Regions from separate parts of the Mus musculus genome. Here all the other regions are linked to region 2. A link is a loop called in an ENCODE intact Hi-C map of the cell type or tissue named here. Cell type or tissue: heart. All regions are shown on one strand. Each heading gives the region's core, and the rest is flanking DNA. Links, peaks and the distances in the headings are about the cores only.

Region 1 (10,918 bases), core at 218-8,217, 1.3 Mb before region 2:
AAAGGAGCCTATTTTATGCAAAATTATTTATTTGCTGTAATAAGCATGGATATTTAGAGGGATAACCAAAAATTTTCAACAATGCAAATTGCTTACCAGGCAACGCAAACTGGCTAGACTATAGCTGTCTCCTGACAGACTAAAACATTTAAAGAGCACAAACTTCCTTGCAGAAGCCCCTAGCTGCCCCATGCACAGACATAGACTTTTTTTCTGCCTTAATTTGCCCCTTGGATGCATAACTTGCCTTTTATTGAATGCTAATTGTTTGTAGGGTACATGGTAGCCCTCTAAGAGTCTGGCAAACCTATACACCGGGGAACTAAAGATACAATCAGCTGCATCTCAGTGCCATTGAGATTTTTTGTTCCAAGGTGAGAGGAAACTGTGACAGGAGCTGCATCTCAAGCTGTTTGTCCAGCCAGACCTGAGATTTTGGAGGCTGGTATCTGAATTTATTTATTCACAGGGAGGGTGACTGAATACAGATGCCAGTGCTGGCTGAGTTAAAAGCAAGGGAATGTAAGTGCTTAGACTTAACCTATAGCAGACCTGAGGAATAAAAAGGCCCAGAGCCCAAGGTGCAGAAAGGGAAGAAAGAAAGGGGACTGAAAGAGATCAGCCCTAATGAACTGTTCTCTGAATCCAAGGAGATTGTGGAAGTGATGTCTTAGAGACCAAGACCACTCCCAAAGAAAGCAAGGATGAAGTGGGCCAGTCATAATGCTATGTATATGGGAAGAGACAAACAGGAGGAAAATGGAAATCTGCAGCTAGAAAGACTCAATCACGCAAACCCATGCACCAAGGGTGACTCTATGACAGGTAGTCAAGAATACGTGTATACCCATGAACACACACGTTAGGTTTGCTCTTGTTTGGGTGGTTGTTGTTGGTATTTTTTGTTTTGTTTTGTTTTTTTTGTTTGTTTTTGTTTTTGTTTTTTGCCTTACTCTGAGGAATCAAAGCATAAGGTTTTATCACTCTTCATGATCCAGACTATCTTTAGGTAAGAAGAGATCTTACGTACTTATTTTCTCTCTAGGTTGAAATGTTTTATACAATTAAAAGCGGTTCATAATTGACCAGAGGTTCATCTGCACCCTTGTTTACTGGAAAATGTTGAGAAACCAAGTTGCAGAAAACACAGCTTGGGTGTTTGCTCTGGAGAGTAGAAACTGAAAGAAACCAGGAAGAAGAGGCCTGTGACTTCCTGTAAGTCCAAAGTCAATGACCTTGTGCACTTCCCAGCAGCTAACTAATCCAACCCCACGTCCCAAGACAATTTTGACCACTGGGCTTGACGAACAAATTTCTAGTAATATAAATTAGAAGAAATTATCATCTTGTCTTGTTTAATTTGTGGAAAAAATGCTATTTACTTTCTGAATGTGGCAATATGGTTCAATAAATTATCTTTCAGTTACACGTGTTTAGAAAAACAAATGGACCATCTGACTCTCCAGAATTCCCTTACAAAGCATGAGTCATTGTGAGAGTAGAGTGCCCTTCTCTGTTCTTGTCTTCTGTTTTCCCCCCTTCATCTCTCCTTTCCGAATTACTTCCCTACATATTTATACCTAGTGAACACTAGGCAGTCCAGCCATGGCACATATCATTGTGAAAACTAGAACAGAGAAGTTCTCTCTTGTGGACTTCCTAATGGCAAAGTAGTACACTCAAAATGCTCTCGGGTGCTGCAGTGGTAATGCTGTATGGGCTTCTGCTTGGAGAGAAGAGGAAAGGCAGCAGAGCCCGTGATGCACTAGGTAAGTGTAGTTCATTCTATTATAGTACATACATTTTAGTGATATACCAGAAGTCAGAACACTGAATTCAGTCATGTGTCCTCCGACCTCTCTCCTTAAATCCCTGTTTGGTTTTCCTTTGTTTACTCATTTTTATGATGTTCTTTACAACAACTGTAATGATGTTCAGTGTTTTATTATTAGGCTCTTGGATTCTGCTCACTTCCTAATTGATATCCCCACTATGGCTATAACAGCATATTGCTCAGAGCAGAGAGGCAGTACTAGTTGAGTGAAGAAATAAATGAAATGCATTTGATACTATTTTGAGGACAACTAATCTCTACCAGCAAAGAAATGCCAAAGCAATGATCTATCATATTAACTAGATTTTAAAGGTTCTACCAAGGAAGACGTTTTTCATAAAATATAGTTGTAATTTTGGGGGTGGAAGGAAGTATGGGAAAACTATAGAACATAATCAGAAAAAGTAGGTTTAACTCCAGGCTTAATTTCTATAAACTCTTGGGCAACTGATCAAATTTCTCTGGGCTCTAGGTTCTTTTAATGAAATAATGGTAAATTATCCACCTTACCATGTTTTAATGAGAATTACCAGTAATATATGTAATGTGCTTGGACCTTGAACATGGAAGCTACCAAATTAATGGTAGCTATTAACACCATTATTTTTATTAGCAAATGCTCTACAGTGATTAAGTTACCTGCCTTTTCATTTACTAATTTAATTATTTCACATGCTATTTAGGCATTAAAATTGTAGTAGGTATGAAAATGATTCATTTCTCTAAGATACAGGATTTCTGTTAGCTTACAAAGTAAATACAGTTATTCTTGACTGTCTCATTGTCTCTCTGTACCTTTACTGTGTTAATGTCACCCTTATGCATATTAATTATTCTGAACTATATAAAATGAAATAATTTATTTATAAAAAGCATAAATGAATATGGAACTTGATTTGGAAGTACATGTCATTCCTATTTTTACATAGAGCTGTGGATAGAAAAGCTGCTTATTTTCAAAAACTTGGAATGGAGAGTAGTACCGAGACCTAGAAATTGATTTTAGAAAGCCATCAGGTCCCTGAGATATGGGCAGGAAAAGGCATCACCAGCACTGTAGGTGACAATGTTCTGACACCTACAAACATCTGACTTAGCAGACTTGTAAAGTGGTGCTTAAAAGAGTTGGTGTGGCACATAAGTAGATAATGCAAATATGTTACCGACCCCTACGAATAGTTGCAATTATGCAAATTTCAAAACCTTCATCTTTTATAATTAGGCATAGTGTGCTATGTAGTTAGGGGGTCTACTGGCTAGCTCCAGTTCTGTGATATGTCAAACAGCTTCCCCTTAAAACTAATGCACTTCAAATCGACAAACATATGCCTTCTGCTAAACACTGACAGAATGTTTATGAAGGAAGGGAACAGCATGGCATTCTAAGTAATTGTTAGTGACACAATACACCCCTAGTTTGTAATTTAATAAAATGCTTTGTATGAAAAGCTAATACTATTTGGTAATAGCCAAGCCTATTGCTGGATTGAGCACAGAAGTGTGAATTTTTAATTAATATCCTGAAACCTCAGGAATTAAAATTATTGTCCTTGAGCATCAGAAAGGAAAAAATATCTTCTTATAACATTTACTTAGAAAACAAATTTGTCCTTATTTGGTATATAATTTCCTCACATATAATTACTATGGAACACTTGAACCTCATTATCCATACTGCTGAGAACACAAAATGCATAATAACATAAGCACACCATGTAACCATATAAAACACAACTTATAACAAAATTATAAATGTATGTTATATGTACATTTAATGCTTATATTAAAGTACACATATGACCATAATTGTGTATGTATAAATCATATCTGAACCTAAAATACAAAACCAACTAAGCCTTTTTTTTTACATTAAAGACTGAAGAGGCATCTTGGTATATTTGAGTTTTGAATTAAACAGTTGTACATGCATAGCATGGCAATGCCCTCCTGTAGCCCTAGATACTTGAGAGACTGAAACAAAAATATCATTTATACCTCATGTTCTGAGGCCAGCTTGGACAACATAACAAGATTCTACATCAAAGAATAAAGTAATACTGAGTATGCCTGAGTAAAATTATGCTCCCGTTCAGAGAAATGTGCCTCATCACTTGAAAAGCCACATTTTTATTTACTTTTAGATTTACTGAAGAATTCACCTCATCTCAATACCTCTTTCGATGGCAACTGGCTAAAACCCAAGTTAGTAAAATACACTAAAGTCCAACCAAGTGAGCATAAAAATTGACTAGTGGAGAACCATTTTAAAATATTTATGTGGTTATTGTTTCAGTATCTCAGCTTCTTTTTCAAAGTTAGCTTAAAATGTTCTATGTTTACTTATATATATATAGTCTGGCATCTCCAAAAATTTAATAATTAAAAACAAAGCACAAAAACAGATCCTCAACACAAGGGGGCACTGTTTACCAATCTCTTAGGAATAGACTTGGGTTGAAACATTTTCTATTTGAGTTCTCAAAGACTAATTTTTAATTCATCCCTCTTAATTTTATATCTGATTTTTCATTGCAAATCTGGTAATTAATAGGGAAATGGAATTTTTAATTAAAATGAAAATGCAAATTTGGAGCTTAAAATGGATTTTGTGTGTGAGTGTGTAATTAGTAATCAAAAATTTAATCTATCTGCATCTATACTCTATGCCATTGTATACATATACTACCCTACCCTTCTCCAATATGGGCTACATTCACAATGTCCTTTCTTCTTGTCATCTCATGAGTGTACTCCTTGTTCTTATTTGCATAGAATTTAATTCTTGCTTGTTAAGTTCATCAAACATATAACTATACATATCATTTCCATGAGAGATCATTTTCTAGCAAACGAGATGGCTCATCTAATAAAGGCACTTTTGTCAAACCTTACTTACTACCTTTGTTCAATATCAGGAACGTACAAGGTAACAAGGGGGATATGACTCCTGCAAATTATCCTCTGATCACGACACCCACACTGGAAAACAGAAAATATTACTTAAAATACAATGCTGTGGTCTTAAAGGTGTAAGTCATAGCTCTACCCAACAAGTAAACTATTTTTCATTGAATAAACATCTGGAGTAGACATCTTATTTCATTCATTTAATTCTGTAATCTAATTGTATATAATAACCAAGACACTGTTATACATATACTATAGTACACTTACACACATGTGAAAACACATTCAAAGTCTATATTTTGTATCAGGTTTATAAATTCTAAATATCTGTAAAATACTTTTTTGTATTTTATGTGAGTTTCAAAGTGAAGTATGCTTGAAAGCACAGTATAAGATTCACTCCTGCACTCAATTCTTACTGAGTTGCTTAACCATCAAGAGCATTCAAAAGAATACTGGGGACCATCAAAGCCCACAAGATTTAGCTTCTAGTTCGTTTTTGCTCTTCAAACAATCAGAGGAGTAGCTAAGATAACAGATGAACAGATTTTGTGACACATTTATAAATTCTACCTGTATGTAAAACACTTAAAATATATAATGACAGGCTGTTTATTAAATGTATACAGTAAATGGGCTTGTTTTTCTTCTCTTTAGACTGCCACAACTTTTTAAAATTTCTCCATCATTTCAAGTACAAGCTATGCAAAATACACTTATTTCTGACACAAATTCAGAAACTAAATGCATTAGCCAAAATGTTCTAAGAGCTTAAAAATACTTGTATCAACGAACATACACATTTTGTTTTAAAAGCTACAGTATAATTTTATATTGACACAAATAAGAGGTCAAATATTTTATGTGAGTTTCAAAGTTAAATGTATAAAATACGGCGTACATCTCAGTATACCGCTCAGCACTTAGGAAGCTGCTTAACCATCAAGAATAGTCAAAAGAATACAGGAGTCCATCAAAACCGAGAGGATCAAGCTTGCAGTGCGTTTCTACTCTTCAAACAACCAGAGCAGTAGCTAAGGTAACAGCTAAATAAAATTTGAAGTATTTGAGAACATTTTATGCATAATCACTATGGGACATTATTTTCAGGGAGACATGCTAAAACATCTAATCTTACTCCAGATAGGAAATGGACAGACCAAAATGACAGCACCAGCCAAGTCCACCTGATGAGCCAGTGAATTTTCTTGGGATTGCTTACAGGAGCACAGCTGAGGAGTTTTTTATAAGAGCAGAAAAGACTTAAATACAGCACCATCACCAAAAGCTCACCCTATCATGGCTGCTGGCTTACAAATGGTGGAAGCCTAGACTGACGAGCAAAACAGTTCAATACTGGAAAGAATCTCTTCCGGGCATCTCAGTTGAGTTGAGCTTCTTCTGAGTAGCTCTATTTTTGAGTCTTCCAGATGGCTCAACTAGTCTGAGAGTCCTCATGTCATCCTGGCTAGTCTAAGGGTCATTCAGAAGTTGTTATATAGCCTATATGTACTGGGTGAGGGAGGGACCTGATACACCTAAAAGCTTCCTGAAGCTTTTGAGGTGTTTACTTCTTAGCATAATATGTTTCCCTGATAGTCTTATCTCCTTTTAGGACAGTGTGGGTATAAATGAGATTCCTTCAAGATAGAAGGTTTTGTCACAGAGGAAATTTCTGCCCAACAATAATAAACTGCACTATAAATAAGTAGTTCACGCAAAATACATGAAATATATAGTATTTTTTGAACTATCTAATTATACATGCACACTAAAGGTACTTCAGGAAATGGCAGTTTAATGTAGGAGCAATTTTATGCTTCATATAGTATGAAACAACTTTATTTAAATGTCTTTGATGTATCTACATCACCTGCTTCTTTATTATTAATTTGAATCATCTTTGTTGTCTAAACAGAACTTCTGGGAAGCTTTATCTTCATGTTCAAATAGTTTTATTCATAATTAAAATTAAAAGAAGCAATCTATGATGTTATCATTTGACATGTTATGTCTAGGGACGATGATTTTTGCATTACATTAAGACATCTGATTTTTGTTGCTCTGACTTTTTTATTAGTAAGAAATTTATATGTAATACATACAGTATAACTTGGTTTTTTAACATGATCTCTGATAGACTTATATGAAATGCTGTCCACAGCAAAGACTTTTGCGAAGCAATGACAAGTTATGACTCTTTCTGACTCCTGAAAACCAAGACAGAACTGATTACAGAAATCACAGGTAACCTCTGTGATCATGCAAAGAAAATATTGATGGTGATGGCCTCTGGATCATTGGCTTTCTCCAAATAAACCATGCAACAGTTTAATTATGCAGTATATTTCTCGGCAGAATGTTTGGGCACAATTCCAATTTGGACAAATATGATATTAGATCATTTGAAAGAATGTATCCTAATTATCCTAAAATAATATTTCATAGATTATGAAAGAACATAATTTACATTATCTGAAGTTGGAGTTCAGTTTATTATAATAAATACACAATTCATTTGGAACAAGCCTGGAAAAATATGATAATAGGGCACTGAATGAAGGCAAGACAGTTGTTTCTTGCACTAATCATGAGGCAATATATTATGGACTTCAGTGCTCTTACTCTAGAGCCAGCCTCCCTCTGTTTGAACCCATTCCCAAGATCGCCGCCCTATATTCTGCTTCTTCTATATTACTGCATCGGGCCCTGGTATTGTCATCTATTCTGTAGCACAGCCACCATGTCTATCTAATGACTGACACTGTTGTCTCATAAGTTTATTCTGTAGAATACTAGCTAATGGCTAATGTCTGCTGCACAGGGAATGCTGCCAAAGGACACTTTAAAATAAACAAGCACCATGATAATCAGTAACATAGGAGATTGTTCTATTTTCACATTTGTTTTTCCTCATTTTCACTTGTACCGGAAAAGATGTCTAAGAGTGGAAATACTTAAAGAGATGACCTATATACTCCCATGAATGCTGGTTTTAGCACTGTGAGTATTTTACATTCTGCTTTTTAATATCACAGTTTTGAGACCGTCTATCTTGCTTAAGCACACAATGCTTTTTTTATTTTCTAGCATGACTTGATGTTGATTAGAATTTGCTGTGTGAAGTGGTTGTTTTTTTCCTATTACACATTAGTTTAAATGACCTAATTTTATTGTAAGAGCAAACCACATGAAATGTTTTCTATTATTTTTAAGCTTGGCAAGTGTTCATCTTATTGTTCTAAAATTAAATTAAAGAAAGATTTTGATGCTGTTCAATTAATATTGGTTTGGAATATTTTTAAATTTGGCTTGAAATTAAATTTATCTTGGGGCCTTTAAAAATATAAAACATTAACTTCAACTTCCTTTATAAGAGAACATTTTCAACATTTTCTAGAAATAAAATATACTGTGGCATGAAATTCTAAACAAGAGATTTTAATGCTCTAACATATCCTTAAATTAATAATTTTTCCTATATTTATAATAATCAGTATGTATTAAATATAGAAAATAATTAGTTATTATATAAAAGTTGTTCAGTTGATTGTTTTCTAAGGTTCTTAACACATAGATACTGAGCAATGGTCTTTTATTCTCCTGAAAAAAAATGGACCTTGTTTATTGTCTGTATTATAATCATTGATGTCCTGTTTGAACAAATATCTAATCAGCACAATACGTACTTCAGATTCTCCGATAAGTAGGCTTATCTTTTGTTACTTACATTTTGATCTTGCATCTTTCATAGCCAGCTCTTCCAAAGCACTCACAAGAAAGCCTTTGCTAGTTCCTAGCTGATCCTTTGTTCATGGAATAGTTTGGATTCTACTTAGGTTTTCTTTTAAGATGAAAACAATCGCACTTTTGGCTTATTATGTTTCAACAAACATTCCATTCAAACAACTAAGCAAACCTGTGACATTTTCCTCTTGACTGTGCTTTGACTCAACTTGCATCTGATAGGACTCATAGGAAAGTCATTGACGGCTCAACCATGAGATTTATTTGTAAATGGCCTATGCAGATGACATGAATACTCAATAAGAAAAACATCTGAATTACTGATATGTGCCCCTCTTGCCTTTCATTTTTCAAGCATTTCAAAGTGTTTATTTGGTCTATCATTTCTCAGGAATCCAGAACTTCCCTCCCTTTGTTATAGGCTAAGTAGAGAGATTTTCAAAACAGGAGAAGTGCTCTGGGGAAAAAAAAAGAAAAAAAAAAAAAAAAAGACTTATCCTCATCTTGGGTCTTGGGTCCATAGACATTCTCAGGGTAAGGCTCAAAACTGATGAAGCTGCAAGAAGAGAGTGGTAAAAATATATCCTGGATGCTCTGTAATGAACTTCATTGGCTGCTGTATTTTGGTCTACCTTCCTAAGCCCTCTCCTACGATGGACCGACCAATTTACCCATAGGAATGGGTAGATATTTGCTAACAGCTGTTCTTGTATCTAACTCAGTCATAATTAAACCCTTAATGGCAATCATGAAAATCTCCTTATCACTGGTTAGGTAATTGCAGACACAGAGAATGAAAGCTTAACTATAATTGTAGGCCTTGTTGCCAGCTGAATATTGAAATGTGCTAGCATTGTGATTACTTAATGTCCCAATGTGGCTTGTGGCCAATGCTTAAAGCATACTCTAGAAAACTATAAGCAAACACATAAACAAAGCTTAATTTTTAAATAGTATCTTAATTATACTTACACCGAAGATATATAAGCTTTGGTAATATAAACTTAAGCTGTGGCTCAAAGTAGTTTCCTTCAAAAACAAAGTTTGAACAGAAAATAGTATTGTACTTTTCAACCTTTTGGGAATAAAGTCATCTGGTTACATATCCTTAATCTTGACTTTGGGAACTGACTTTCCCTCCCTTTTTTTTTTTTTTTTTTTTTTTTATTTTGTATAGAATAGAGTTTACTTAGGCCATGGGGAGGAGAGTTAAGAGGGGATTAGAGAGGAGCAGAGAAGAGAAGTAGCATCCAGACATGAGCATGTGGAGAAGGGGTGGGGAAGGGAATGAGGAGGCAGAAGGATGAGAGGACAGAGAAGGAGCAAGAAGGCAAGAGCAAGAGGGAGGGAACTGACTTTCAAGGTGAATTTTTAAATTGATAGCAGATGTTTCTTCAGTTATCCTTCCTTAGGACACCATACAATTCAGTAGGCTGAAACAATTATTTATACTTATTGAAAGATCATCAAACCAATGGGAACTAGATATGCTTAGATCCAAAATGTAAGTCAAACCTTGCCTCAATTTCCATTCTGCTTGAAGCAATGCGTTATGAGGCAGCCTCTTCTTATGCAGAGACAGAACGGAAAGAACAACATGCAAGTATGCTCATGCTACATCATCTACCCACCCTTATGCCCAAGTAATTCAAATGACTGAGGTCAAAGTCAGGAGTAAAAAAAAAACATAGGCTCTCTTTCTTGCTGGAATTGTAAAGTCAGATGGAACCATGTCGATTTGAGCAGGCTGAGGGATTTAAATCAATGACTATATGCCACAAGGCTTAGATGAGTGTTTTAGAAATGATAGCCATGTGAAGTTCCTATCCAAGGGCAAGCCAGTGATGTTATATATTTATTTTCTTTACACTTGATTCTAAATTTTTCTTTGACTATCTGTTTATCTGCTGTATTTTTAATAAGCATAATATTGATACTATGTAATCTTTCAAATACATGTACCATAACACTCAGCTTAATAGCATTTTAAAACATTAGTTTTTTTCTGATTTGGCATTTACATGTAAGTGATCATGCATTATTTGGAATAGGAGAACTGTATAATTTCTCAGTAATATCAATAGCCATGTACAACCATGTCTCTCTATGACCTAATATAGCAGAAAGTCCCAGCAAAAGTGTTACCTCTTTGCCAACAGCTCAATGAGAAAATAAAAAGGCAGTCATAGAACCAAATGTCCCTACATCCCATTCCAGTGATGCTTGAAGAATTATAGAATAGCAAGAATTACAGGAAAATTGGAGGGCTGAATTGTTATTGTCATATTTCTTTCAGAACAAATATCACACTGGAATTGTTATGAAAATCCTCATAGTAATAATATTAGCAAACACTAATTTTTGTCCCTTTGCCTCAATTTCTATGCTTGCAGCAGAACTATCTGTTGTTCTGCTTCCGGGAAGAATACT
Region 2 (10,918 bases), core at 2,000-9,999:
AAGCATTTGGCCCCATGCGCTTCTGTAGAATATAATTGTGGTGGGGACATGTGATAGGATAACCGTTCACCTTGTGGAGGACTGGGAAGCAGAGTGACAGGAAGAGGCCTGGGATAATATTCCTCCATGCATCTACTCCTATGGGCAGGCCCTCTAACTAGACTTCTAACTAGTGCACACATTCCATAGTTTTCACAACCTCTCAAAGTGGCAGAGACACCTGGGGGCCCAGTTTCCAAACTGTCAGCTTATGGGAAACACCTCAACTTCAAATCATTCAAATCATCCATTTAAAGCCATGCTAGACATCGTAGACATTTTAGACCTCTAATTCTGGAAGAGATGAAAGGAAGAAATGAAGGAAAGGTAAAGGAAAAGAAAGCCAAAAGACTTCTCCAACTCCAGAGAAGTGACAGCCAGGGCCAGAATGAAGCTTTGCTGTTCTCACCTGAAAAGCAATCCGTCAAACAGACGTGCATGTCCTCTGTACACGATAATAATGTACAGATATATTTTTGCATGCTGATGTTATTAATGCATCAAGTTAGCACAGTATATAAAGCACAGTTTTCTCTAGATTTTGAGTGACGTAATATGCTTGCCTACATAAAATATAACCACATCGAAAGCTCCCTGAGCTTAAACTGTGTCTCAGATTTTCTACTCATCGCAGACCATGAATATATCAAACATGCAACACAAATCTAAAGATTTCATATGACTCCTGAAACACGGAACGTGGAAGGCATACATCTTTTTAAGTAAATGAGGACAAGAAATCTAGATCATAACGTTTCCCATTTGTTGTCTCAATAACGATGACGAAAACGAGGAAAGCAGCTATCTGTTCCTTGGACATGTTAGCTCAACAAAACACACCGTACTGAGGTGCACTCTGGCTCCCTGTACATCACACCGATTTCTCCTGCTTTTCTGGGTTCCCTGACATTTCTTTTGCACCTGTCCCCTCCCCCCAAGCCCCCTCCACATGCCTTCCCCCCCCCCTTCTTCCTTCCCCTCTCTTCTAATTAGGCTGGGTCTTTCTTCCGTCCATTCTTGTTCTAAATAGACCAGCTTAGTCTATCGCTGCTAACGCCTCTCTTCTACCTTATCTTTTTTTAGGCACAATGCCAGCTCTGCTTTTCTTGTGATTTGTGAAAGTCTTTCTTTCCTCTGTCCCTGCCCAGGCCTCCTACCCCCTGCCTAAGCTTTTCCTTTCTCCTCTATTATCTAGTATGCTCTCTGTTATATTTCTAGCCCTTAAAGTTCACAGGGCTCCTAAGAAAGGAAAGCTACAGCTGTGGAGAAACAACACAAGTTTGTCCAAAAACCAGTCCTGGTTATTTGTATCTAGTTTACTGTGTTGCTTCTAGACAACAGCTTAGTAGCTCAGAAGTCAGGGGGAAAGCCCTCTAAACATCAAGCAAAATTCTTCAAGAAAGCACTTGTAATTTGTTTCCTCTTAAATCTCAGGGGCCTTCTCCAGTTCCCAGCATCCATCTGATAAAACAAGACATTTAGATTTTCCCTTGTCTGCTGGAGAACTAACTGGTTGCATGTAACTCACAATAAGAATATGACTCCAAATGCATCCCATCTCAAACCACGAGTTATAATTAGAAGATTGAAGTGTATTTCATTTCAATGAGTTATTTCTGGTCATTTCTACACATGGGGGAAGGTACTCTAGTGCCTACTGCTTAGGCACAGTGACTTACAGAGACTCTTACAAACAAGATATTCCCAGAGACAAATTCTGCAACAGCCAGTTTGCATTTCTACATTTGACCCACTTCTTTCTTCGATTTTCTATGATCCGAAAATCTTAATTGTTCCTGTCTTGATTGTTGTTATGTGTTTTGTGATCCTATTACATCCTTTATGTTTATTTTTATGGCTAGATTAGTTGCGTAGAAGCATTTTCTTTACACTGCAAACACAAGATGCCAGGTGACTTTGCCTCGATACTGATCAGCAGTGTTGCTTCCATTGCACAGAAAATTAACTTCTTCACGTGACTTGAAAGCAGCATGAATATATTCAAACCTTAATAGGGAAATTGACCATCACAAACTTAATTGGATCCCACCCCCTTCTGAATTCCAAATGCATCTACAATATTCTCCTCGCCTTCTGACCTGCAGAGGAAACAAAAATCTTCCTGATTAACTGAGAATATGTTTAGTCCCATATTTGCAAAATCAAAATTACAAAAAAATAAAAAAGAAGAAAAAGAAACGAAACAAGCAAAAGAAAGCAAAAGCAAAAACAAAACAAACAAACAAACAAAACCACCAACCATGACAACACTGGAAGTGCCAAACTGAATAGTCTTCTCGCTCTAGCCAGGAGTCATCAGTACAGAGACCACGAAGGGAACCAAACTCTTTAGACAAGTATTTTCAGTAAACCACCTTTGAATCAGTCTTACAAGAAAGGAAGGATACAGGAAATATGCGAATTCAAATTAGAGCACAGGGCAGTGAAAGATGAACAGAACAGACAATAAAGAAGCAGACAAAACAAACTACAGGAGCCCCGCTGTTTAAGAAGGAAGCCCCAGCCCCAAAACAGTGAAGGCAGAAATCTATACTCCAAGAAACTGTTGAGAAATATTGCCAGGATGAAGAATGGGGCTCCTTAACGCTAGGCAGCTTCTGCACAGCTATATTTTGCCCTGTGAAACTCTGTGAAAACTGCACTGTACCAGTAATATTTAATTGTAGCATAAAAATTCAAACACCATTTACTTGATATAGAATAGGGATAGTATGTAAATTAAGTAAGTTTCTATTCATGTCTTCTTACTCACATCTGTTGGCAGTTTGAATAGTTTTAGTGTCATTAATTGTTATAAAAGTGCAAGATTTGCTGTATGCTTGCCACTTAGGACCAAAGGCACAAAAGTCTAATTGAACTAAGTAATTAGTAATTTGTCATTTCCTATTGTCAGCAATTACTTTCCATTAGAAATCCTCACTGAAAATTCTAATTTGAAGTGAGCTTTGCATTTTATTGCTGTCCATCCAAATTAGTTTAAAATTGACAGCTCCATTTTCACTTAAAAATGTAAAGATATTAAATATGCTTGAAGAAGCTGGGCGGAGAAGTTCATGTGCCATGTGTGTACACACTCTCATGCATGTGTGCGCATACACGGACACACATACCCATACACACACAAACACATAGATACAAACACACACATACAGAGAAAGAGCTAACGCCAAGGAGATGCCTTTTATTTCCAGAGAAGGAAGTTGCTATAGAAGCCCTCACATTCCCCTGCACCTTTGCAACACTACAGGTTTCTGATTTTCACATTTGCACACAGCCCCCTGATGAGCTGCCCTCACCTGCGTGCTGATGGACAAGGGAACAGCACACTATTAGGCTTCTTTCTGGGGTTCCAGTCTCCCTCTGGGACAGGGCTGTTGAATGGTTTTTCATTTGTTCTTTCTTCATGCTCCACTGGCCAATCAACACTCCCTTCCTTCAGTTCTGAGCACTGTGTAGAGCTAAGGGGGAACTTACATCAGCCCTCAAAAGTAACGCCAAGCAGGTGATTTATCATTAGCGTCTGCCCACTGATTTGCTTTCAACTAAGGATGACTCAGTGAGCCCGGCTGATGGTAGGCGTCTTTGGAAAGGATGGAGCCATGTGTGATCTCTGGATGGTCTTCCTCAGCTAACACAGACATCAATTTCCTTTAAAGTCCAGCTGGGCTTCTTGAATAAGTAAATCAGGTGTCCAGGTGTCAAAAATTTTTAGAAGAAGTGGAATTGCACACATTTCCTGTTCATCCCATTGTTAAAATCCTCGACGATACAGCAGATATTTAATTGAGAGGCTTGCGTACATATTCATGTATACAAAGGCCCACACACTTCAGTGAAACAAGCAAAAGTTACATGAAGAAAAACATATTCGTGTATTTATTATAACATTGTTCATGTCCACATAGAACAGGTCACAATTATTGTCCTAGTGTTAAAATTACATTAAAAGGTAAAAGACAATGAGATTTCACAATTACATTTCTAATAAGTCATTAGTCAGAGTAGTGTTGACTGTCTATATTAATTTAAATGATCTGGCTTGCTAATTTATATTTGCCTAAATCACATAAATGTTAAAAATGACTCATAACCCTGGTAATAAATGGTTAGGAATTTCTCTTCTCCTTTTGGACAGGTACTGTAGTTATTAATCTTAATTCACAGACTTTACTTTCTCAGAACAACTCTTACATAGTGACTCCTTTGTTAACAGACTAGCTATACCGCACATCTGTAACATTTAAATGAACATGAATTAATGCTGATATACAATAAAAACCAATGTAGAAGCAAATTGCGCTTTCTTGAGCATTGAAAATCCTTATCTTACCCATTTTGTTGCAAAATGACAATACATCTTAACTACCAGCTTGTAAATAATATTTCCTACAAATCTTCAAAATGCACAGAAAACTCTAGAAAGAAACAGAATACCTGTCTCAGTATAATTCAGCTTCACTTGTTATGACCTAATGTGTGTCCTGTTTTCTTTGGTGACTGTGCTAAATGTCAGGATCAAGTCTTCCCAGGGGATCTACTGAAATAAAGTTAAGATTTTTTTCACTGTTCTGCTATAAGACTTTGTCACATAAATCCAGGATTATCCATAATATCTCAGTTTGATATAAACTTAGATTATTCAAATTATAAAATTGTTGCTCCCATACATCATATATCAATACACCTACATAGTTCTGAAGCAATGGGATTCATAAAAAAAATAAAAATAAATTAAGCAACAGACTCTAATTCCTCTCATTCTGAAATTGTATGTAATTGCCAATAAGGCACTGAAGAGAAGAGAGAATTAAATTAAAAGTTCAATAAACACTGATCAATATGCTTGTAAATACCAAGTCTATAAAATGATCTTCCCTTTAGATGCAGTTCTATCACATGAACACGTTATCCCTGTTTTGAAAATTGGGCTGATCATTTTGAAATCTAGTTAAATTTATTTCTAATAGGAATAAGCCAGAAACCTAGGAAGACTGCTCTGTCAGGGAGGAAGAGAGAGAGAGAGAGAGAGAGAGAGAGAGAGAGAGAGAGAGAGAGAGAGAAGCCTGGTTTGTCAAACTGTCGCTGCCTCCTGCTTCAGCATTAGCTCACAATCAGCTGAATAAAGAACTCATCTGTGTCTGAGGTGTAAATAAATCACAGGTCTCAGTTACTTCACCACTGGCTGTTTGTCATTGAGGAAAATAATGGTTAATCAATGTCTAATCAATGAAGATGTGTAACATATTAGTTTGCAGTCCTTCATCATCCTATTTTCTTCAATTGCCTGGGGGTTTGTGTTCAGTACTTACACAATCGATTACAATTGAGAGTGATCACTCAGCTCGCGTTGAGAGCTGTCAGCTGAGCCTTCCAAGAAGGCGGCTTTCTGCTGGTGTTTAATATGAGATGCTAATATTTAGCTGCAGCTGACAAACCAGGTTCCATGGTGGAAGGTTTTATGAGAAGCGCTTAAGTAACTAATTGTATCACTACATGTCACTTGATGAAACTAAACTTTTCCTGACTTCACAATAATCATAAGCATTACTGGCTTGCTGTGGGAAATTAAGGGAAATAGCCGCCTGCTTGAGTCTGATCATGCCTGCGGGGAAGCCGAGAAGGTCTATGAGAGGCAACTACCAATGACGCCTTTATAAATAACTACGGGGGCTGGCAGACGGGACCAGATTCTTCCATTTTCGTATAAAACAACATTTTTCAACATAAGAATCTTTTACATGTATCTTTGAACGCTCCTTCGTCTCTCACAAATGTCACAGACTGCAGCCTGTCTGCACATTTAAATAATAATAATGGGGGGAAAAAAAGAAAGAAAAAAAACTGTGACCATGTGGCTTTAAATTCAAACAAGGATATTAATTGTCAGATGCACCCATTTTCCTTACCACTTGCAAAAAGGCATCCCCAGCGTGCAAATGCAGAGGGGAGGGTATTAAAACGTAAAGGAAGTGGGGAACGTGGTTATACCAACAAATTGTCAAGCCGTGAAGCCTTAGTTTGTATTACTGTTTTGGAGACTTGTTTTGGAAGTTGTGCTGATGACAATCATAGGGACCAATGTCACAAACTAATAACAATATAGTGTTTCACTCGAAGCCTTTTTGAATCTTGATAGTACTGATTTAAAAGAACAAGTTTAGCTGCCTTTTTGCTAGTAGCAGTGCTAAGAGCGCCCTCTAGTGCCCACCGCTTTACAACATCGTGGAAAGGCAGATAAGTCGTTTGTGAGCAGTTCAAGCTCATTGACACTTGCTTTAGAGCCAACATTAAGGAACTTTAAAACGTATATCTATCATTGCAAATGACCTAAATGTGCTCTTAAACTTAGAAATGCTTTAATATCATTCTGTGACCAACCATACCAGAAAATTGTTAAGTGATCTACAATTTTTTAAAGTTATAATAGAGCATTAGTTTTATTACAGTATTACTACAATGATACATTGTCAAATTTTATGGATATTTCGGGATATATTTTCATTGTCTGAATTTCTGGAATACCTAGGGAAGTCTTAACCAATGACAGCATCTAAAGAAGGAAGGTCATTGCCCATTTGGTGCCTTAATGTACAAGGAGTGTGGAATTTACATTGTTTCCAGTAACAGTGGGAGAAAAAAAAACCTTTACCTTGCATCCAAATGTTTAATTAATATCATACGATTTAATAAAGAACCAATTGTAAAGGCAACCCAAAGAGCAGCCCTTCAAATGATGCATTTATCACTTTTGGTTTCTCTTGGTTTTCTTCATTTCACAAAAAAGATGCCCCGCCCCATTTGACTAAAAGAAGCCTGACCCCGCCCCCGCCCCCCCCGGGGGAAAAAAAAAACAAGAAAAATTTTAAAATGGAATACACAATGTGGTGGATTTGGTTGAATTTTAATGGAGACTCGTGAAGAAGAGAGTAGCAGGCACAGAGAAGGTGTGCATTCCATTTCAAATGAGGAGTGTAGCTTCCTGGGTTGGTGGACTAATTGTTCAATGAAGGAATGAGAAACCACAAATTTATACTAAGACTTTATACAGCTATAAACTATGTTCATAATTGAAGCACTGTTTAGCTCATCTGGCCTAAGGAGGGAACAAAGAGGAAGAAAAATCTTCAAATGAAGCAAAGTGGACAGACTCAGGAAGTCTTGTGCTCAGAGACATAAGAAGGAAGTAATAAAAAAAAAACCAAGTAGCTACAGGTACCCACTTGATCCAGGAGAGAGATGCTGCCCACCGAAATACTAGGATTTCATCAAAATACATTTTTCTATTTTACACCCAAATTTCCTAAAGAAAAAAAAAACACTCCCCACCTCTGCATCCTGAGGTTCCCCCAAAGTTTACTAGATTATTTCTTATATATCTTTCTAGCAAAAGCAATAAAAATAAAAATAGAAAGATAATAAAATTATGCATTTTTAAATGGTCATTCTCTAGGAAAGTTAACAATTCTTCATTGTCTCACACAGAGTTAGATCAAGCATTGAAAAATCATTGGCCAATATTTCCTAGGGGTTTCTCTTTTTCCTACCACTCTCCGCGGAATGCAGACAACGCTGCGCACTGGATGTCTAATAAGTTAGGCACGCGTATCTGTGAGCCAATACTTACAGTCATCTTAAATGACATTTTTTTTTACCATCAGTGGTTCTGAAATCAAGTACAAACATTAAAAAAGGCAAACCAACAAAGGGGTATGTAAAAGATCTTCATCTGCCTTGGCACCGACACCAGGGGAAGCGCGCTCACCCCACGGACATTTGCACTTTGATACGCCAGCTGTGATAACGATGAAAAGTTAATGGAGTCTTATCTACATCAACCTGATGATCATAGACTTTGTTATTTTTTTTATTATTTTTAAGGAAGGGATTTGTGCTGCATGAATATGAAGGCATATATTCACAGAGTTTCTTAGATTTGCGAGTATGAGCGCTACAAAGCCGTCTCCTCTCTGAGTAGACAAAGTGAGTTCCATGCAGTTACCATGTAGGGGTCTTTCAAATGAGACCACAAAATGGCAAATAGTTCCCCTTCTGTGTGGACATTAAAGATGCCTGATCCATTTCCAGAAGAGCAAGGTTTTACGACCAGGCTGCTGTGCGCGTTCCTGGGACCTACCTTCAAGTCTAGCAGGCAGCATCTCTCCACACGCTGCTTAGTGCTTCAGATAGCCTGAAAAGTTCAATATATTTACTGAATTTATTTTAAAAATGTTCTACTGATGGTTCTGAAAAATCTTTTTTAAAGCAAAAAGCAAACAAAAGGTCTCTCTAGGTAAAGTTATAGGAAATCCAACTTGCTTCCAAAATATTCGATTATCCTTTTTTGAACATAAATGCCTCACTATTAATTCTATTTTGAAAAACAAAAACAAACCAATATGTAATAAAAAAAATCTTATAATCCATGATTCATGCTTTCCGATACAGGTAATGTAAAATAAATGATATAATCTACAAAACAATGACAAATGAGAGACTTGGGAAAGGTTATGGTTTGACAAGGTAACATTTTTGAGATCTGGACACCGATCAAATTGATGTACGTATTGGTGATGCGGCACTCCCTGACAGTAAAGTCTTTACCAGTGTCTACAACATATAGAAGAGCCCATTGTGATTGCTTAACGTCAGCTTTTGTTCATAAGCTCTTTCATAACACTGAAACCAGGAAAATGATTTAAAGCAGTCCAATTTGTCTATTTACCTTAATCTTTAACTATTCCCATACGTCTGGCTACATGATGTATGACTCTTCATAAACCAATTTTTCAAAGATGTATACGACAGAAAAAAGGCAGGCTCCTAACCTTTTATGTGTTGAACTTTATAAAGCTCTAGAAAACAAAATGCTTTCAGCTTTCAGAAAAGGGGGGAAAGTGTATTGGGAGGGAAAAGGTTATTTTCTTTTTCCTTCTAATTTTTTATTTTAGCAAATATTTACAATCAGTAAAAGTAAAAAAAAATGAGTAATATCTAGGTGAGAAGGTGATTTCTGCTGTCCCACCCATATACCTTTTTCAATTTAAAAATGGTGATGGCCTTTGTTTCAAAGCAATAGAATTTAAAATGAATATCTATAAATTAAAACTGTAAGTTTGTATGAGTCCACAGCCAAGGTAGAAATAATCAGCTAGGATCAAAACCAGCCTGGAAGGCTGAGTAGATTGGAAGCAGTGCAAATTAGAGGGTCTTCAATTTAAGGAACCTAAATCTTGACTTTCTGTTATGGGAGAGGGGGTGAGTAATCAAAGAATTCATTCATTTTTGTCTGCTTGAAATTGAATGCTCTGCTACTGAAATCATACCATAGCCAGACTGAGTGGTACAAGTCTGTAATCCCAGGCTCCTCACAAAGATGAGGCAGAAGGATTGCCTCCAACACTACCTAAGTAATTTAGTGAGACCCTGTCTGGAAGCAAAACTGTTTGAACAGTCTAAGGATGTAGCTCTTTGCTAAAATGCATGATGTACACGAATAAGACCCCAGATACAATGCCCAGCACTAAGAAACAGCAATTAAAAGGCATTTAGATTAATGCTTAATTAACTTACACCATTGTAAAGATGGAAACTAAGAAGAATATATCTCTTTATGCACGAATGTAGTGCATATTTACAGGGCAGGCACCTATTGTGTGCTTGGAGCTGGATAAACAACTCTAAACAAGATAAAGTCACGCCCTCTCCTCTTGGAGCCTGTATAATTTTAACTGAAAATTCTGCTTTAGGACAATTACTACCAGGTTACAATTATGAGCTAGTCAACAAGCAATTTTTTCCCCTCGTACTTTTTAGTCCTTAAACCCTCGTGAGCTCAGTCCTTATGCAAATTTTGTTCTGTACCTTGTGTTATTTTTAAGGTACATTCTAATTTCCCAGCTGGTTTGGCCAAATTAGAAAATGGAGTCTTCGTTCATAAAAAGGCACAAAAAATACTAGAATCCTTGTGATGAATATAGAATGCAGAATAGACTTAGCAGCTTTCACGCATCTAATGAGGTGCCTAGCCCAGTTCCTGGCACTTTGCATATGTCCAACACAAATGAGTTCACTATATGCAAGCATCATTGTGTTTACTGCTAGTATCCACAATGTCCCTGAGCAGACTCATATCAGATAAATTATTTTATTGCATAGCATAGTATATCTTAAAATAGAATAGGGTCCAAGGTAGGACAGACCCAATGGAACATTTAAGCCACCACATTTCTGTGTCTATGAGTTAACTCATGTTGTACCAGAATATATCCTACCACAGACAGATAGGCACTGTTTTCTCATGGAGATCTTATGAATAGGTCTTAATGGATTTATATAATAATTAACAAGTTATGATGCCTTAACTTCCCTAAGAAGTAACTCCTACATGAAAAATCACAAAACAAAAGAACAAACCTGTCAGCCAGTATGGAAAATTTCATCATTTATTATCATTCCCAGGCATTGGTGAAATCTAAACAAACAAAATTTGCACTTAAAAAACGTCATCAGATATCTGGGGCTGAGAAACGTGAGCTGAGTCTAGAACGTGCCTGAAAACTAATTAATCAATTAAAATCAATAAATAAAAATCAGCAAGCCGCTGTGTGTGAAGCACATAGAAGACTTTTACCCTCAGCATCACTGCAGGATGGCTCTATGTTTCTCCAGCTTTTAGCCTCGGCATTACTGAAGAATGGTTCTATGGTTTCTCTACATTATTAGACCAAATTATCATAAATTTCATGCCAATATCTTAGCGCTGGCTTCTCCAAACAGAGCCAATTTATATCTCGTGTTTTATTCACCAAAGGAAATGTAGAAATTACATCTTTCGGTGTGCATGTTTGCCCACACAGGA
Region 3 (10,918 bases), core at 2,501-10,500, 1.3 Mb before region 2:
GATAATGAAAGTCCAGGAGGAAATGGCTAGACGCCAAAGGGTAGGCCTATGTGTATTAGAAGGGACTTTATAAATAACTGAAGCCAAACAAATTTGTGAGAAAATGACACTTAAGAAAAGATCATTAAGAAAAGACTTCATTTAAGATATAAAAGAAATAAAAAAACAGTCACATAAAATGAGAACTCTAGCAACACAAAATGAGGCAGGAAAGACTGCAATGTAGTGAAATATCACGGCACTAAAATAGTTAGTGGTAAGAGTAATTTCTCAAATGTCATTAATTGAAACATCTATTTGTCTTTATTGGAATTCAAATAGCCTGCATTCACAGTCCTATTTAAAACCAGTTACCTCTGTATGTTGAGTGCTCATATTCAGCACCTGAGTTAACATAAATCTAGAATCAAGATAAGATGTGAAAGGCATCTCCCCTTTCATGATCTCTACATAAGATAACGGAAGCGCTTTGTGAATCTAAGATTTATCACTATTCTAAGTGACCTGTGTCTCTTTATAAAATGAGAAGCACTAGAAGTGAAAGCCCACATCTAAATAGCTGGTCACTATTTAATTACAGGACATTCCATATGTTATATATTGTGTCAGCACATAATGTGCTCTGTGAAAACATGCACCATGTAGCTCTCAGATATTTCTCCAAAGAGCTGATTAGTTCCTGGCATCATGAGACAGTATGCTATTAATATGCAGATGAAAGAAGTTGTCCTATTAATATGGCTAGCTAGAAATGAAAATCCAGAGGAAAGACCCATTTGTTCTATTTTGAGTTCTGTCACTGAGTATTTTTAGAAAGCACATGTTCTTAGACTAATACCAATCTTTCGTAGGAATACAGGATTTTAACCCCAGATAATTTGAAAGTTGTTTTGAGATATTTTGGAGGAGTAGCAGCAATTTCATTCCAATAACAAACATCATATAGATTTTCCAAAGTAGATGTCATGCCTGGTCAGTTATGTTCCAAAATTACAGAGAAGGGCTTTGAAATATTTGACATTTCGACAGTAGAATTTTTTAAAAATAAATGACTAAGTGAGATTTTTAAAAATTTTTTAAATCAATTTGATACAAAGCAGACTTGTCTAGGGAGAGGAAACTCAGTTGAAGAAAAGTCTGATTGCCTATAGAAAAGCTAGTTAGGTATGTTCTTAATTAGTGGTTAATATGGGAGAGTCCAGCCCACTGTGGTCAGAGCTTCCCTTGGCATGTGGTCCTAGGTACTATAAGAAAGTGGGTTGAACAGATCGTGAGAAGCAAGTCAGTAAGCAATGCTCCTTCAGGGTCTCTGTTTCGAGTTCTTGCCTCGAGTTTCCTGCTTCAAATTCCTGTTCTTATTTCCCTTTCGGAAGCCCTGCTCCCTGTGAGCATAAGATGGTCATAAACTATTTCCTACACAAATTTCTAGTTGTTGTGTCATTTACAGCAGTGAAAACCCTAACTAAGATATAAGCCTGAATTAAGATCTGTGAACAAAATCTGGTTTGCAAAAGTATCAGCATTTTAAGTAGACATTTAAACAACCTCATTCATAAAAGTTTTTTGAAAATTATATAGCAATATATAGCAGAAGACAGCCTAGTAGGCCATCATTGGGAAGAGAGGCCCCTTGGTCTTGCAAACTTTATATGCCCCAGTACAGTGGAATGCCAGGGCCAAGAAGTGGGAGTGGGTGGGTAGGGGAGCAGGGCGGGGGGAGGGTATAGGGGACTTTTGGGATAGCATTTGAAATGTAAATGAAGAAAATATCTAATAATTTTTTAAATTATATAGCAAGCATGTTTTAAATTAAAATATATTTCATTCAACCTTTGGTAAATATTGATCTAAATAAATTATCAATGTGTATATCTTCAAGTTACTCAGGAACTTAAAAATAACTCAGAGTATATAGTATTGAATGGAGATAATTCTGCTAGGAAGGCTGCCAATTAGAGACTCACATGGACCTGGTGAGGCTCTGGATATTTGCATTTTACTGGAGATTCTCTGTTGGAGTCCCCTTCAAGCTGTGAGAACTTGGGAAGAACTGGAGGGTTTTTGTGTGTGTGGTTTTTTTTTAATAATTTTCTTTTTCCTACATGAATTCAATTTTTGAAAATTTAAACATGATAAAACTCCATGAGACCTGACATCATTCAGTTAACAATTTGACTGTGTAGTGATCCACAACTTAATACCACTATGATACATAGTATGAAGATAGAAAATATGGTTACTAGAAAAAATACTGTGTGTATTAATGGGGAACCAAAGAATGCCATCTTTTAAAAATTAGTTGCATTACGTTTCTTCAAATATTGTTTGTAAAAATTAAGTATAGCTCCTGCTATAACTTATTTAAAAGAGATTACCACAATAAATAATACAAACAAAAATTGTAAAGTGTGTATATACATGTATACATGTATAATTACATATGGTATACTATTTTATTTATATGTGAAAGATGTGTAAATATCCATGTTTGTTAAGATCCTTAGCAATTATGATCTCTGTGGTGTTTTATACTGTTCACTAATTTTCATCATCCTTCCTTCTTTATTTCTTTCTTTAGTTTTTTACAAACAGGGTCTCCAGTTCATATAGCTCTAGCTATTCTGGAGCTATGTAATCCAGGCTAGCCTTGGACTCACAGAGATACACTCGTCATTGCCCACTCTAGTACACATATCAATCAGCATGAACGCCTTCATTGTTCTACTTATGCACAATGAACAATCAAGTTAAGAATTTTATTTTTGTGGAATAATGATAATTAACTATTTTATTTTTTAGCCCAGAACTTCCGTAGGAATGAAGAAGAAGAATATCTGTAGAGTAGGCAGAATTCCAAGCAAGGCTAACAATACTTGAAAACCATTTCCTGTAAACTGTCTGATCTCTCTGCCTTTGTGTTTCATAATCTCATTCCCCACCACATTTGCGACTGAGACAATAAAAATTTATGTAAAATTATAAGAATTCAAAGACAGTTCAGTTGGAAAAGTTAGGCAATTTGAATCAATTCTTTATAAGGTTGTTGTTGCAATGTTACTGCTACTGATGCTGGAACAAAACTCTTTCTAACTTTGGGATGAATTAAATTACCACAGAGCTATATGGCAGAATAATATTCCATTTCATAGAGAGCACTTTACCAAAGCTGGAAACAAATATATGTAATTTGCAGTGTGTTGTGTAGTAGAGTTATAAATACTAGGAGTTTAGTGGAAGTGAGATGGCAGTGAGACATGCATATACGTGTTATAGATAACGTACATATATAATGTGTTACATATGTACATTGAATAATGTTAATAACCACTTAATAAAAATGCACTAAACCCTCCACCATTGTCTGTTGGATGGAAAAAAATAAGTGCTTGCCTGACTCAAAAGACTCTTACTTAATTTCTTCAGCTACTGTACCTAAACCATTGTCCTTAACTTTTTGGAAACTTAATGAGTTCATTTCTTATTAAAATATGGATTTTTTAAAAAAGATAATGTTTTAAGTTTTTTAAAAAAACTTTGTATTTTTAAAATAAGCTCTTTTTTCTAGACCCTAGTATTCAGTTAATCTTGTGTTTATTTTTATTTTTATTCCTTTTTCCAATAGCTCATACAAGGCCACGACCACAGCTAATTCTCAACAAATCATCAGCCTTAATAAATTGTAGTAATGTGTCACATAAGTGATGCCTATTACAGGACATAAAATTTAGGTATCTTTTATCTTCATTCAAATTAATCGAGTCATATCATTTTACAATGATATGAGTCCTGGTGATATGTCATCTGCTCAGAAATTTAGTGGCTTTTGGATGTGCTCCAGGTTGTGATAAATCTCAAAATTCCTTTGGACGACCAATTCAAATAGATAAAGATAATTAATATGACATTGATGTCTCTAATATTTCCTACTGCTGTTTCACATCCTCTGTCACTGTCCTGTATGTATTTTCCTTTTTTTTTTCTTAATAATACCTTGTGATGTTCCTGTAGGCCTAGACTTATTTAGACCTACTTTAGTAAGGATTCTCAAATGCTTAAACACTCCTTCTAGCCAACTGTCCAAAGGTAGGGGAGCAAAGACTGGTAAATAGAACAAGGGGATGTGGACCTGTGTAGTTCTTCTGCAGTGATTCCACTCTCTGTTTGTCAGGATACCAGCAGTCCAGTTCAAAAGTGTCACCAAACACAAATCACCAACGGTCATTAGTAGCAACCAGGTCAGGGAATGCCAAGGGTTTTCTGTTGTGCCTCACTCAATGCTAGTTAGGCAAGCACCCCACCACTGTCTGTTGAGTCCCACTTATACTCTTTCCAAACATCATGTGTCCTCTCATGAGTCTTGCCTTAGCAAAACATCACATGACACAACCAGAAATTTCCACTTCATGTTTGCATGTTATCTGGAAACATCTTTTTACCAATCATTATCACCAAAAGACAACTAGAAAAACATTTTTAGGTATTTTCCTCATTTACATTTTCAATGCTATCCCAAAAGTCCCCCATACCCACCCCCCCACTCCCCTACCCACCCACTCCTAATAAAAAATTTAAAAAAAAAAGAAAAAAGAAAAACATTTTTAAAAGTACCCAAGTTGCTGCCTACCTATCTTTGTGTAGTCATCAATACTCCCTATAGAATTAGATACCATATTCCTCTTATGAATTTTTTTTTGTGGAAGGATTTTATTGGAGATTTACAGTTCCAGAGAGCTAAAGTCCAAGCCCAACATGTTGGGTAGCATGACAACAGGCATTCAGGCATGGTGCTTTTTGGCAAGCAAGATAAAGAAGAGAGAGAGAGAGAGAGAGAGAGAGAGAGAGAGAGAGAGAGAGAGAGAGAGAGAGAGAGAGAACAGACAAGAAAAAGATCTAGTAGAAAGGGCGTCAATTCGAAGCCTTCATGTGTTTTTAATTTAGTTTGCAGTGATTTAGTTCCTACTCCTAAAATATTGAGGATTTTATATAAGAATCCTATTTTCATCCCCCTCTCTCCTTTTTTAAAAGGAGGCAAAACCCTAGGAAGTATTTCTCTCCTGACAACTGAACACTAGAGCTAATTAAAGCAGCCTTCCTTGCATGGGGCATGCTCTCTAGAGTCCCCCTGAATTCCTAGTTGGCCATTTTTTTTAACTTACTTTTGTGGGTCCCGTTGACAGTTGAGTTTTCAAGTCCTGGTTTAAAAGACTTTCTCTTTCATTAACTAGAAGGCACCAGTATCTATTCCTGTCTGAGTCTACATGCTTTCTAGGGTGGGGCAGTGAGTATTTCTCATGTCAGGAAAGTCAACATTAACACCAAGGGACCTTGTTAAAAATGGGAATTCCTGTTATCTCCCTTCAGTGGGTTTGGGGAAGAGCACCTAATATGGATATGTAAAAATGCCCAGATGATTCTAATGCATCTGCCTCGGAACAAGTTTTGGAAAAGCAATGAATGGTTGCATAACAGCAGGTATTTAGTGGGTTTGTGAGTGTGAGGATCTGTGCCTAAGCTGTGGATAATTTATTCACAAATGTGTCTGTAATAGCTTTGGCTCTTTGCCTATGATCCTGGGACACTTCTGTATCCCATTGGGTGTGCTGGTAATGGATGTTATATGAGTATTGAATATGAATTTAAAGAAGCCTTATTATCATCTTTTAAAATATCAATCCCCTATGCACCAAATGCCAAATATCAGAGGAGAGCTACGCCATTGTAATTAATCATCACCAACTACTAAGTTTCTATCATTAAATTCTTTAGGTATGTATGTATCTATCTAGTCTAACTTTATAAGATGAGAAAACGGAGGTCAAAGGAGTTAAATGCCCTGATTGAGGGTCACACAGTTCCATCCTGGTAGGGATTGTATGTAACTCTAATCTTTGGGAATTTGATTTTTTTTCACATTAATAAAACACTGAATACAAATAATGGATTAAGGAATATATATTCTGAGAAATAGTTTAATAGGTAAAACTTGGAGTTAAAAGTAATACGAATTACAAATCAAAAACATACATTTTGCTAACCTTCAATTTCATGTAGGTCCTAAGAGTATTTTGTGTGTCACATTATGTCATTTTTTACAAAGAGTAAACTAAATTTAAGGTTGTAAATGTAAGAGAACAAACTTTATACTCCTCTAATATACACATTTTCTCAGCGAGGGATGAGGCAAATATCCCAAGAATATAACAGTGAATTTACAAATCCAACTTCTCTTTTCAGATTAAAAAAAAAAAAAATTCCAGGTTATTAAGTTGAGTTGATGGTGCACTAGCATTTGCCAGCCACCAGATGCCGCTGTTCCATACCTCACATAACTAAGATAATTGGAGATTTAAGTTTTGACCAATATTAGTTTTCTGTCCATGACAAATCTGTATATTTTTCAAATAATTGTATATTTATAAGAACAATTCTTTGTTTTCTATTATTATCGATATACATAAAAAAATCAAGTCAAGAAAAATGAACAACTATGAACATCTTTCAGGATAATATTGACCTGGGTAGAGTCATTTGTCGATGACCATTTGTGAAGTTCCAACTCACTCCTACATGGTCAATACTAAAACCTGTGACTATAACTGAAGCACTAGTATAACTTAATATAAAATAACTAACATGATAACATTAATTCAATTAATGTTTGAGATCAGCAACTGCGATTTTTCAGCTATTTAAATGGAGACTGGGAGGAATACAGAGGAACGGTCCACAAAAATCCTTGTTTAGAGTATTAAAAATTCTATGCATATTTTAAGGTCAATTTGAAATGTTATCAAAATTAAAATTAAACGTGGAAGAAGAATGTAGCATTCAAGTTGGATATTTTAAATTTTGGAGCGAATGTCTTTTTAAAAGAGAGAGTAAAGGGAAGAAATATGACAGAAAGACCCAGATCATCTCTATCTGTATACGGTGTATTGACACCCTCAGGTAACCGGAAAGCACGGATCAAAGACTGCCAGGAAGGCTTAGGTCTGGTGAGAAAGTTAATGAGCTGCTATGAGAAGCATGAACGGACTAACTGTTCTTTTATTTTTATATTATAATAGCGATTTTAATAATTTCCAGAAGAAGAAGCACATGAGTTTCAGTCACTGCCCACATGACTACAGACACATGACTTTGGAGGCACCAGATGCTAGAGCAAAAGACTTTTAGGATGTTAGTAATGAAGAACTTGAAGTGCTGAAGGACCAAGGTAAGAATGATATGCAGAAAAGTGAGCAGTCTTCCTAAAAGGCCATTTAATTCTGTGGCTGGAACTGACATCATCATTTTGTTTACAAATCTGTGCTGGGTGTGGTTTCAGCGGTACATGCCTGTAACTTCAGCACATTGGAAAATGGAGCAGAATAATTGTATGTTCCTGGTCGGCCTGGAAGAGTGTGAATCCAAAAACAAGCAAGCAAACAAACAAACAAACAAAAAACAAACAAATAAATAAATAAATAAACGAGAGAGAGAGAAAGGTGAAAAAGAGTGGAGGATGAAAAGAAAAGAAAATGTTACTTATAGGTCTTGAGACCTATAAATATAAATGATTATGTTATTGATGATTGTTATTAAAATATCTACAGTTTTATAAATTTCTAAATTTCTCCTTTTGATAGTTTGAGGCATCATAATTCTCAAAATCTTGAACCCATATGATGTACATCAGGTAGAATTGTAGTTCAAATCTAATCTAGAATGTTGTCTGCCATGAAGTCTTAAGACAATATGGAAATGTTTTCTTCCTAAAAATCTGTCCCCACATGCTGCTCCTTTAGAATGCTTGAAACAGCTACCTCCCAGCTCACTGAATGTTTGGTACCCTTAATTAAGGCATTAGATTTCTAAAGTGGCATTCTTCTATGCAACAATACTGACTGCTATAGGTTCTTGGAGATACAAAGATGAATGAAATAAGATCTCTGTGTTCAAGGATGTCAGAATGTGGCAAGACAGATAAAAATATAAATAATCTAAATATAACTTGACATTTCTGAGGCTTTGAGAACAAATTTAAATTTTACTAAGTTAGTCTAGGAGAAGTGTAGCAAGGGAGCACAAACACCAAAAAATATAAAAAAATAAAAAAGCAAAGAAAAAGAAAAGAAGAAAAAAGAAAAAGAGAGGAGGGGAAAAGAGAGAGAGACAGAGAGAGAGAATACTCAAGGTCAGAGCTGGTGTGGTGAGCTGACCTCTGTGAAATAAGAGAGCTATGGGAAACTATTAAAGTAGCCCCAATATATTGATGTATGGAGGATGAAACATATGGCTATCTTAGTCTCTACACACAAACACACACACACACACACACACACACCAAATCCCACTTTCATTTATTGCCTCCTTTCAATATTAAATAATGTGCTATTTTTGCCAATTAATTTGTTCATATGCTCATACGTATAGATAAAAACAGTAAAGATGTCTGAAAGCCATGCATTCCTGGAACCAGGAAAGCCTGCAATAGCCAAGGGCAAGGTGAATTAAGATGAAATACAGGCAAGCAAACGGCAGATACAACTTTTATTCCATGCTTCATTTCAGGGAAGTCCCGAGAGTGTGGTGAGCAAGGTATTGAGCTACACCGCTCATCCAGACTTGGGAGAAACACTGAAGAGCCCATCATGAGCCATTTGGAGAAAAAGCGAGATGTGTAAATAATACCACAAAAGTTTCAAGAAGAGAGTTTTGAGAACGAATGAACAGCCTTATAAGTCTTACTGAGGATGAGAAAGTAAGAGCTAGTGTGTATTCCATGTTTATAGTGTTCTCAGAACATAACCAACCAAGTAAGGAATAAATGCCTTAATCCTTCAGAAGGACTAGCTCCTTGGAAATCATTTGGTTGCTATGGAGAATGTTCACTGACTGTGGAATTTTTGCAACTACTAGGCATTGAGTGAGTCCTCCATCCCCTTTGCCTTCAAACGTTTTGGGTATCTGAACAACCATGACTCAACATTTTTGAGAAATATGGTTTTTACCAATGGGTTGGCAATTTTCTTTTTTCTTTTCTTTTCTTTTTTTTTTTTTTTTTTAATTCTCCAGAATTCCTTTGTCTCTGTCTCAGCAACCAGAATACGTTCATAGACGGAGGGTCACTTCCCATGGATACTGTTGGGAGGGTGCAATCAGTGTGCATTAAAATTATAACTGGTCCTTGATGTAGCACAAGGTATATTTGTGTTATAAGATACTCATAATCAGGAAGAAAGAGGATCTAACATTACCATAATCTAAACTGAATTAACCATAGACATTATCTTAACATCCATATTGCAGATAAGGGAAATGACACTCAAATGTTTAAGTAACTTTACTATAGTTACTTTAATTAAAGCACAAAGTTAATAAGTAGTTATGTTAGGACTAGTACCTTCACAATGTGCAATATTGAGTGTGGTGTATCAAAAATACTTGCACCATAATCTTATTAACAGACTCCTTTGTGTTTCATCCTTAGATGAGGTGATTAATAGCACCTTACTTCCCCACCTAATCCAAAAGCAAACTTATCTCTTTTTCTTTATTCAAAGGTAAATCTAAGACCTCTAATAGATAAACTGAGTTACTTCCTCCTTATAAACAATTTACAGCAATTAAAAATAAGAAACAAGTTGTATATACAGAAACAAATTCTATCATATTAATAATAGAGTAGGTAAAGGAAAAAACACCATAAAATATCTTTTATGGTAAAATGGAGGCACACATATTGATACTCTATTCATAAATGTAGAAGATTCTAAAATTTATGCATTTAAGTGGCGGTCTCTAAATAATGTGGCAAGTAGGGCTGAGCAGGCAGATAAAGTGAATTGTATAGATAAATATGGTATTAGGATAAAGAGTAAATAGTAGAGTACAGATGCTATGGATGAAAAAAAATAATGAAAAGGAGCTAGAATAACTAACACTAAGGATGTTTTCAAACGCTACATAGAAGCTTAATAATGTATAGTATTTATACACAAACACACACATGTGTGTGTCTGTGTGTTTGTGTGTGTGTGTGTTGTGTACGGGGGGATATATCACGTGAAAGGTTAAATTTTTCTCCACATGGTATAATTCTCCTCCTATATTGACAAATATAAAGAATATCATATATGAAATATTTCCCTTCACATTTCGATAAGGTTATCTCAGAGCCCTCCCATCTCAAACCACACACACAATACAAGCTACTCCCAATGCTTTTAGTTGCCCTAGTCAGCAGCCATGAAGAAATCTCATTGGTCCTGACAAGGTAGCTTCCTCCACAGTGGCCAGATTTCAAGATATAGGAAGGCATTTTATAGGCTTCTGGGGGAGGCTCTCAATAGTCTTGCCAGGCTATGACCTTGTGAGCTACAATAATAGCAGGTGTGTTTGTGCAATGAGTTTTATGTGGAAAACCTACTAATTTTTTATTGGATTTAATGCATATTCCATAGGAGAAACTTATAGCTGGTTCATTAAGTCTGGCCAAGAACCTAACTTGGGATCTCACAGCCCCCAGGGATGGACCTACATCTTTTTTTTTTTGTTTGTTTTTCTGTTATCAAACCACCATCTAAATTTGGTTTTCTGTGTCTGTAGATTGCTGCAGCTCTCAGATCTCAGTGGAGGAGTTTGTTGTGCATCAATGGTGGTTAACCCAGAAACACAATTGGTCCAAGTACGGAGATGAAGTTGTCAGTGCCGTACTCAGCCTTAGCTGGGACACCTAATCACCTCCAGTGCTGCCATCAAGACTTGGAGAGCATCATGGAAGAAAGGCAGAAATATTAAAAGAGCCAGGAATTAAGGAAAACAATAGTGGAATAGTATCTTTGGGATATTTAAAACTAGGGAACACAGGAATTCAGAGGAGCTGTTGTTGACCACACAATATCTGCATAATATCAAACCAGTCTACATTCTAACT

What was found. A loop is a pair of places that touch in the nucleus more often than their neighbours do. Peaks named below come from ENCODE experiments on the same cell type or tissue, not always from the same donor. Only the 100,000 strongest peaks of a DNase experiment are listed, where the experiment ranks them.
Region 1: a loop joins it to region 2, with 15 times the contacts of the local background. A loop is called at or near these places in 18 of 42 quality-filtered maps.
Region 3: a loop joins it to region 2, with 5 times the contacts of the local background. A loop is called at or near these places in 19 of 42 quality-filtered maps.

The regions. Positions count from the first base shown.
Region 1 is chr2:63,509,498-63,520,415 of GRCm38, forward strand. No RefSeq gene overlaps it. Among named protein-coding and RNA genes, the nearest start is that of Gm8541, 60 kb to the right of the region's middle. In heart, for the core only: a CTCF peak has its summit at 4,252 (motif pointing right); no DNase peak of the experiment used is centred there.
Region 2 is chr2:64,847,871-64,858,788 of GRCm38, forward strand. No RefSeq gene overlaps it. Among named protein-coding and RNA genes, the nearest start is that of Grb14, 170 kb to the right of the region's middle. In heart, for the core only: a CTCF peak has its summit at 6,263 (motif pointing left); no DNase peak of the experiment used is centred there.
Region 3 is chr2:63,497,848-63,508,765 of GRCm38, forward strand. No RefSeq gene overlaps it. Among named protein-coding and RNA genes, the nearest start is that of Gm23503, 71 kb to the left of the region's middle. In heart, for the core only: a CTCF peak has its summit at 6,300 (motif pointing right); no DNase peak of the experiment used is centred there.